2 separate regions of the Homo sapiens genome follow, and region 2 is linked to region 1. The links are chromatin contacts, found by Hi-C or POLR2A ChIA-PET in ENCODE. All regions are on one chromosome and are shown on one strand. Each heading gives the region's core, a stretch centred on a gene start or an enhancer-like site at or near the end of the contact. The rest is flanking DNA. Distances are from core to core; before and after follow the strand shown. Region 1 holds the start of TBC1D15 (TBC1 domain family member 15). Region 2 holds the start of NUP107 (nucleoporin 107).

The links. Hi-C counts contacts between places; a loop is a spot of excess contacts on that map. ChIA-PET counts read pairs that join two places held with the same protein, here RNA polymerase II (POLR2A). Pooled maps may share reads with other maps.
Region 2: a loop to region 1 is called in a pooled map, with 4 times the contacts of the local background. The contact joins the promoter of NUP107 here to the promoter of TBC1D15 in region 1. A Hi-C loop is called at or near these places in 4 of 50 pooled maps. POLR2A ChIA-PET finds 5 or more read pairs at or near these places in 2 of 52 experiments (PC-3 and T-cell).

The regions. Positions count from the first base shown.
Region 1 is chr12:71,838,395-71,841,094 of GRCh38, forward strand. TBC1D15 (TBC1 domain family member 15) reads left to right here and starts at 1,365. Exons shown (of 17, transcript NM_001146213.3): 1 at 1,365-1,417. The coding sequence starts at 1,388.
Region 2 is chr12:68,685,676-68,688,375 of GRCh38, forward strand. NUP107 (nucleoporin 107) reads left to right here and starts at 1,303. Exons shown (of 28, transcript NM_020401.4): 1 at 1,303-1,398. The coding sequence starts at 1,391. LOC100507250 (a long non-coding RNA gene) reads right to left here and starts at 1,184. Exons shown (of 3, transcript NR_038930.1): 1 at 1,062-1,184; 2 at 188-342. It also overlaps the pseudogene RPL7P42.

The sequences.
Region 1 (2,700 bases), core at 115-2,614:
CTGGTAGTCACATAACCGGCAACTCTCCTTTTCTGTCGTTCAGCTAGTTGCCACCTACCTCAACCAAACTCAAAAGCCTCTAACCCCTCTCCACTGTGTGAAGACGGAAGTACCTCAATGGACACAAGTGTTTTTGGTGAAAGGGACTTTTTATTCTGCCCCGGAGCTAGGGAAATCCCAGATCTGTGCCAGAGTTATCAAGGGGGTAGTATATAATCATTCTCTGCATTCTTTTACAGCACTGAGAACAAGTAAAATTCTTACCTTAGTATCTTTACAAATCATTTTACCACACATGTATTGTCGTATGAAATCCCTACAACCACTCCATGCAGGAGTAATTCCCAGTTTACATCCTGAAGCTCTGATAAATTTAGAAACCTGCTTTAAGTCACAGAGCTAATAAGTAATGTGTAGGTGCTATAAACTATGTGCCTTGGGCTCTGCAGCTATGAGGGCGTGGTATTATCACAGTTCCTATCGAAATACCTTGCTGGAGGTCATGTGTGAGTGGCAGTGACCAGACAAATAGAGAAACCTCATATACAGAGGGGAAAAGTCTCCATGTATAGTGCCTGGGATATCTCCATGTTAGTGCTGCTCTTTCTTGGATCTTCACCGCAACGCCACTATCTTGATTTTACTATAAGAAACTGAGGTTTCGAGTGCACTGGTGATTTGCCTACTGCCACAAAACCAGGCTAATGGGCTGGGCGCGGTGGCTCAAGCCTGTAATCCCAGCTCTCTGGGCAAAGGCTGAAGCGGACGGATCACCTGAAGTCAGGAGTTCGAGACCAGCCTGGGCAACATTGGCGAAATCTCGTCTCTAATAAAAATTTAAAAATTAGCTGGGCGTTTGACGCGCGCCTGTAATCCCAGCTACCCGGGAGGCTGAGGCTTGAGAATCGCTTGAACCGAGTGGCGGAGGCTGCAATGAGCCGAGATCGCGCCACTGCACTCCAGCCTGAGCGACAGAGCGAGACTCCTTTTCTACAACAACAACAAAAAACCAGGACAAATCTTGCTGGCTTCCAGTATGGTATTCGTTTCATCTCACCAAACTGGCGTGGCCTGCGCTAGCTTCAGAGTCTCGACAAACTCCAATACAAGTAAGGTACACATTATTTTAGCAGTCTTCCTTGGGGAGGACGTGGGGCAAGCACAAGCGTAGCGTTAGGCCTGAGACTCCACCCCAGCCGTCTCTGAGCCCAGTTCAGCACGCACGCGTCAGGCGGCTTTTTTCCGCCCGGCTCCTTTCCTCCACTCCCTTCCCGCCACTCCCCGCCCTTTTCCCGCCCGGATGTTATTCTAGTTTTGCCGGATGTTGTTGTATGTCCGAGAGACACGTGAGGTTCTGCTACGTCATTACCAGGCACGCGCAGGAAACATGGCGGCGGCGGGTGTTGTGAGCGGGAAGGTAGGTAACGGCCTCCAGGAAGACCTCGGCTTTTCTCTGGGACGGGGATGCTTTTGCTCCCTGGCAGCTGGTTGGGGGAGGGACACGAGGGACTTTCTGTGTCCGGACAACCCGTGGCGTCTGTAGGAGAAGACTGGGTGGTACCAGCTGGTTTCCCGAGAATGCCAGTTCAGCCGCGGAGTTATAGAGCCGGCTACTGCTCCAAGGCCAGCTAGGCCTCGGCGCTCTTCTGCCCCAGAGCAGAGAGGCTTTTATTCGTATTACCTTTACTAAGGGACAGGTGGCTCTCTAGTTCCTTTTTTCCCCCGATTCACTGTTTCTTGACTCTAGTTCTTTATGTCTACTCTTCTGACTCCAGCGTCTTTTCTCTCTTTGAAGCGTTAACCCGACTTGCCTCTGTCTTCTTTGCTACAGTTTGGTGAAGATGTTTATGCTTCCTTCGGGAGGAGCTGAATAGATGCTAGGCAGCTAGCTGTGCGCTTAGAAGAAACGAGTGTATTGGGTCTGTTTTTACCAAGCTGCTGAGTTGGTTGGTGGTTGTGAGCAGCAGGACGTGTTTCCTGAGAGAAATGGAGATTTACACCATCCTGTGCTTGTCTAGGAAGGCGTCCAAATATTTATTTCCTAGGCATTTCAGTAGGAGTATTGGTCATGCTGGTTTACGGAGGTGGTCAGTGACACGCCTAATTTCGTTGGAAACTAGAATTACGTGCGGAGATTTCGTCGAATAGTGCCTATTCGCGTTCCGAGGGCACATCTTATGCATAGTTAGGGCTATCAGCTTTATGATATGCCACCGATAGTATTTCCCAGTGCAGGAGTATTTCATAAACAGCTGGAATCAACTGAAGTGACTCATCGAACACTAATGGTTGTTTACTCATTGCAGATAGCGTCCTCTGTTCCTTGAGTTTCACTCATGTCTCCCTGTTGCTTTCCCTACCCCATTTTGAATTATTTGACAGCGTTTGTGGTTTGGTGTTTGGAGTATTAGACTAGGCGGCTGAATGACAAATATGGGCTTGGTTTTGCTGTTAATCTGAAGTATGACCTTGGAAAATTGGGCAATTGTGACTTTTGTCTTTTCGCGTTCTTTATCTGTAGAATGGAGGAGATGCCAATCATTATTTCTTGTATTGGAGTTGTTAGGGTTATATAAATTTTTTTTTAAAAAAACATAAAATTACACACTTGTACCTACTGGCTCTTTTAAAGGATAGGTGGGCATCCTTTTTTGGATTATTCGTGCTCCTTGGTTGTCTTGTCAGTTTTTTTCTTTTTAT
Region 2 (2,700 bases), core at 53-2,552, 3.2 Mb before region 1:
ACAAGATCCTGTCTCAAAAAAAAAAAAAACAAAGAAAGAAGGAAGGAAGGAAACATAATTTAAAAAATCAAGTCCAAAAAAAAGCAAGCAAGAAGTAAAAAAAAAAAGCTCAGCACTGTCACAAGAAATATATGGCAAGAAAAGCTGGCAATTTCTATATACCTGTGAAACCCAAATTGTCACTTGCCTTAAGGATCAAATGTATCAATGGTGTGAGCCCAAAACTCTGTTGCAACTTCTTCACTTTCCCCAGATCTTCAATGGCAGCTTTGTTAAACTCAACAAGGCTTCAGTTAACACGCTGAGGATTGTGGAACCATATATCACATGGAGTACCTGAACCTGAAATCAGTAAATGAACTGATCTACAAATTGGTTATGGCAAAATCAATAAACAAATTACCTTAACAGATAACGCTTTGATTGCTAGATTTCCTGATAAATATGGCATCATCTGACTGGAGAATCTGATTCATGAGATCTATGCTGTTGAAAAACTCAAGTTCCTGTGATCCTTCAAATTATCTTCTCCACGAGGGAGAATGAAGGACTACCTATTTTGTATTAATAAAAGGTATAAATGCCAGCAACAGAAAAGACTATATCAACAGGCTTATTAAACGGATAAACTGAAGCATCTAACATTATTTTTGTAATCTGGTCAGTTAATAGCCAGTCACTACTTTCAAACTGGAAAAAACAAAAACCAAAACAAAAATGTGACTGACTCCTTCAAGACCAAAATACACCACTTTTTGCCTAGACGGCACTTTGAAATAGAGGGCAATACCATCATATTTCACGCTTGCCTTTCTACTTTTTAATACAGGTGAACTTTTTCTCCTTAATAGGAAAGAACACCAAGTAAAGAACAAATAGCAGTTATGGAAAATAGTTGCAAAAACTGCAGGGGGCTACAGAACAAAGGACTGAGTGTAGGCAGAGAGATAGAGATCCCCGAGGTGTGGGGCAGAGCCCACGCATCTGAATTCCAAGAACAGGCGCTTTCTGACAGAGAATACCAGGAAATGACTTCACATTTTTCCAGACTATCAACATACTTCATTCTTCCCAGTAGGAGAACCCAGGGCCTGTTCCACGCCCACAGACTTTGGTCAGGCAAAGCGGCCGCAGGGCGTCTGGGCTAAACGCAACCAGGAACACATTGGCAAACTTTTGCGCCTGCGCCCACCGGGCGTGCACCTGTAGGCTGAAGTCGCGCATGCGCTAGATGGGAACGTTGTTTCTTCTCCCCTACCCCTTTTCTGTGGGTCTGTTTTAGGGACAGACTGCTTCCGGGTCGAAGGGCTTGCTTCCGGAGAGCGGGAAGGCTAAAACGCGGTAGCTAAACTGCAGCCAACTTTGGTTGTGTGTGGAAAAGGCTTTAGCCATGGACAGGTCAGTACTGATGGTGGCAGCTGAGCCCGAAGTCTTGCCCGTCTCGCCTGTTGGCGAAACGAAATAGGTGAAACTAGACTCCCAGAAGAAGCCAAGGAGGTCCCGGGTGCTTCCCCTAAGGCTCCTTCCCCATGCCGGGAAATTTGGCCACAAATGGGGAAAAAGCCGCTTGGCGTGCGTCGGGGTGGGGTACAGATCATAATAGTCCCTTACTTTCCCACTACGTTCTGCGATCTATTCGGCGCTTTGGGGCAGCAACACTGTTCGCTCCTGGGGTGGGCGGGGTAGGTAGCGCGGCGTTCGAAATGCTAAGTGACCAGCCTGAGATCACAAAGCCAGTCAGTGAAGATACTGGGATCTCAGCCCAGACTTTCTGATTACAAGTGCCAGCATCAGATTCTGAGTTCCCTCTATGATCTGGGTACTGTGCTAGCCGCCTACAACAAAGATCAGTTATTCAAGATCCTTCCCCTCGGGGAATTAGTTGTGTAATGGAGACAACCAAGCAGTGTAAAGTGGTAAGTGTTTGGGGGCGATTAAGTCTCCTTGTCACTGTAACTATCAGGAAGACCCCTCAAAGAAGGTAACTTTCTAGCTGGTCTTTGAATAATAAGAGTACATTATTCGTACTCCAAACATTGAGTACCTACTATGTGACTGCCATTGTTCTAAAGGCGTTGAATATATATTATTAGCTTATTTAATCTTCAGAACAAGAAAAATCCTATGAGATGGGTACTGTTATCCTTTTTTCATATATAACACTGAGACTAAAAGAGGTTAAGGAACTTGCTGAAAGTTCGGAAGCTAATAAATACAAGAACCAAATTGCCAACCTGCATCTGTGTGTCTCCAGCCTACCTGAGGCTCTTTGAGGAGTAAGTAGTTGTTGACCAGGTGCTCAAGGGGGCAAATGTAGGTCTTTGTAAAAGAAGCATATTCAGAGGTGCTAGGATATGAAAAAAAAGTACGTGTAGCTCAGTGGTCACATGCAGTATACGTTTAAAGTGATGTTTGTGGCTGAATAGAAGACTGAACCCCTAAACTGGGGTCACATTGTAAATATCATTTTAGGAAATTTTTACTTCTATAGACCAGAGAGCTATCTGAAGGTTTTTTTTTTTGTTTTTAATTTTAATTGTTAAACGTTTAAAATTGTTTCTATGTGGTTGTTTCCCATACTTTCCTGCTGAAGGAATATCTGAAGGTTTTAAGTGGAGGAAAAGCATATTAGATTCTTGTCTTAAACACAGGCCTTTTAGTCCGCACAATTTAGTTTCTAGACCTTTGAGTGAAACTGAC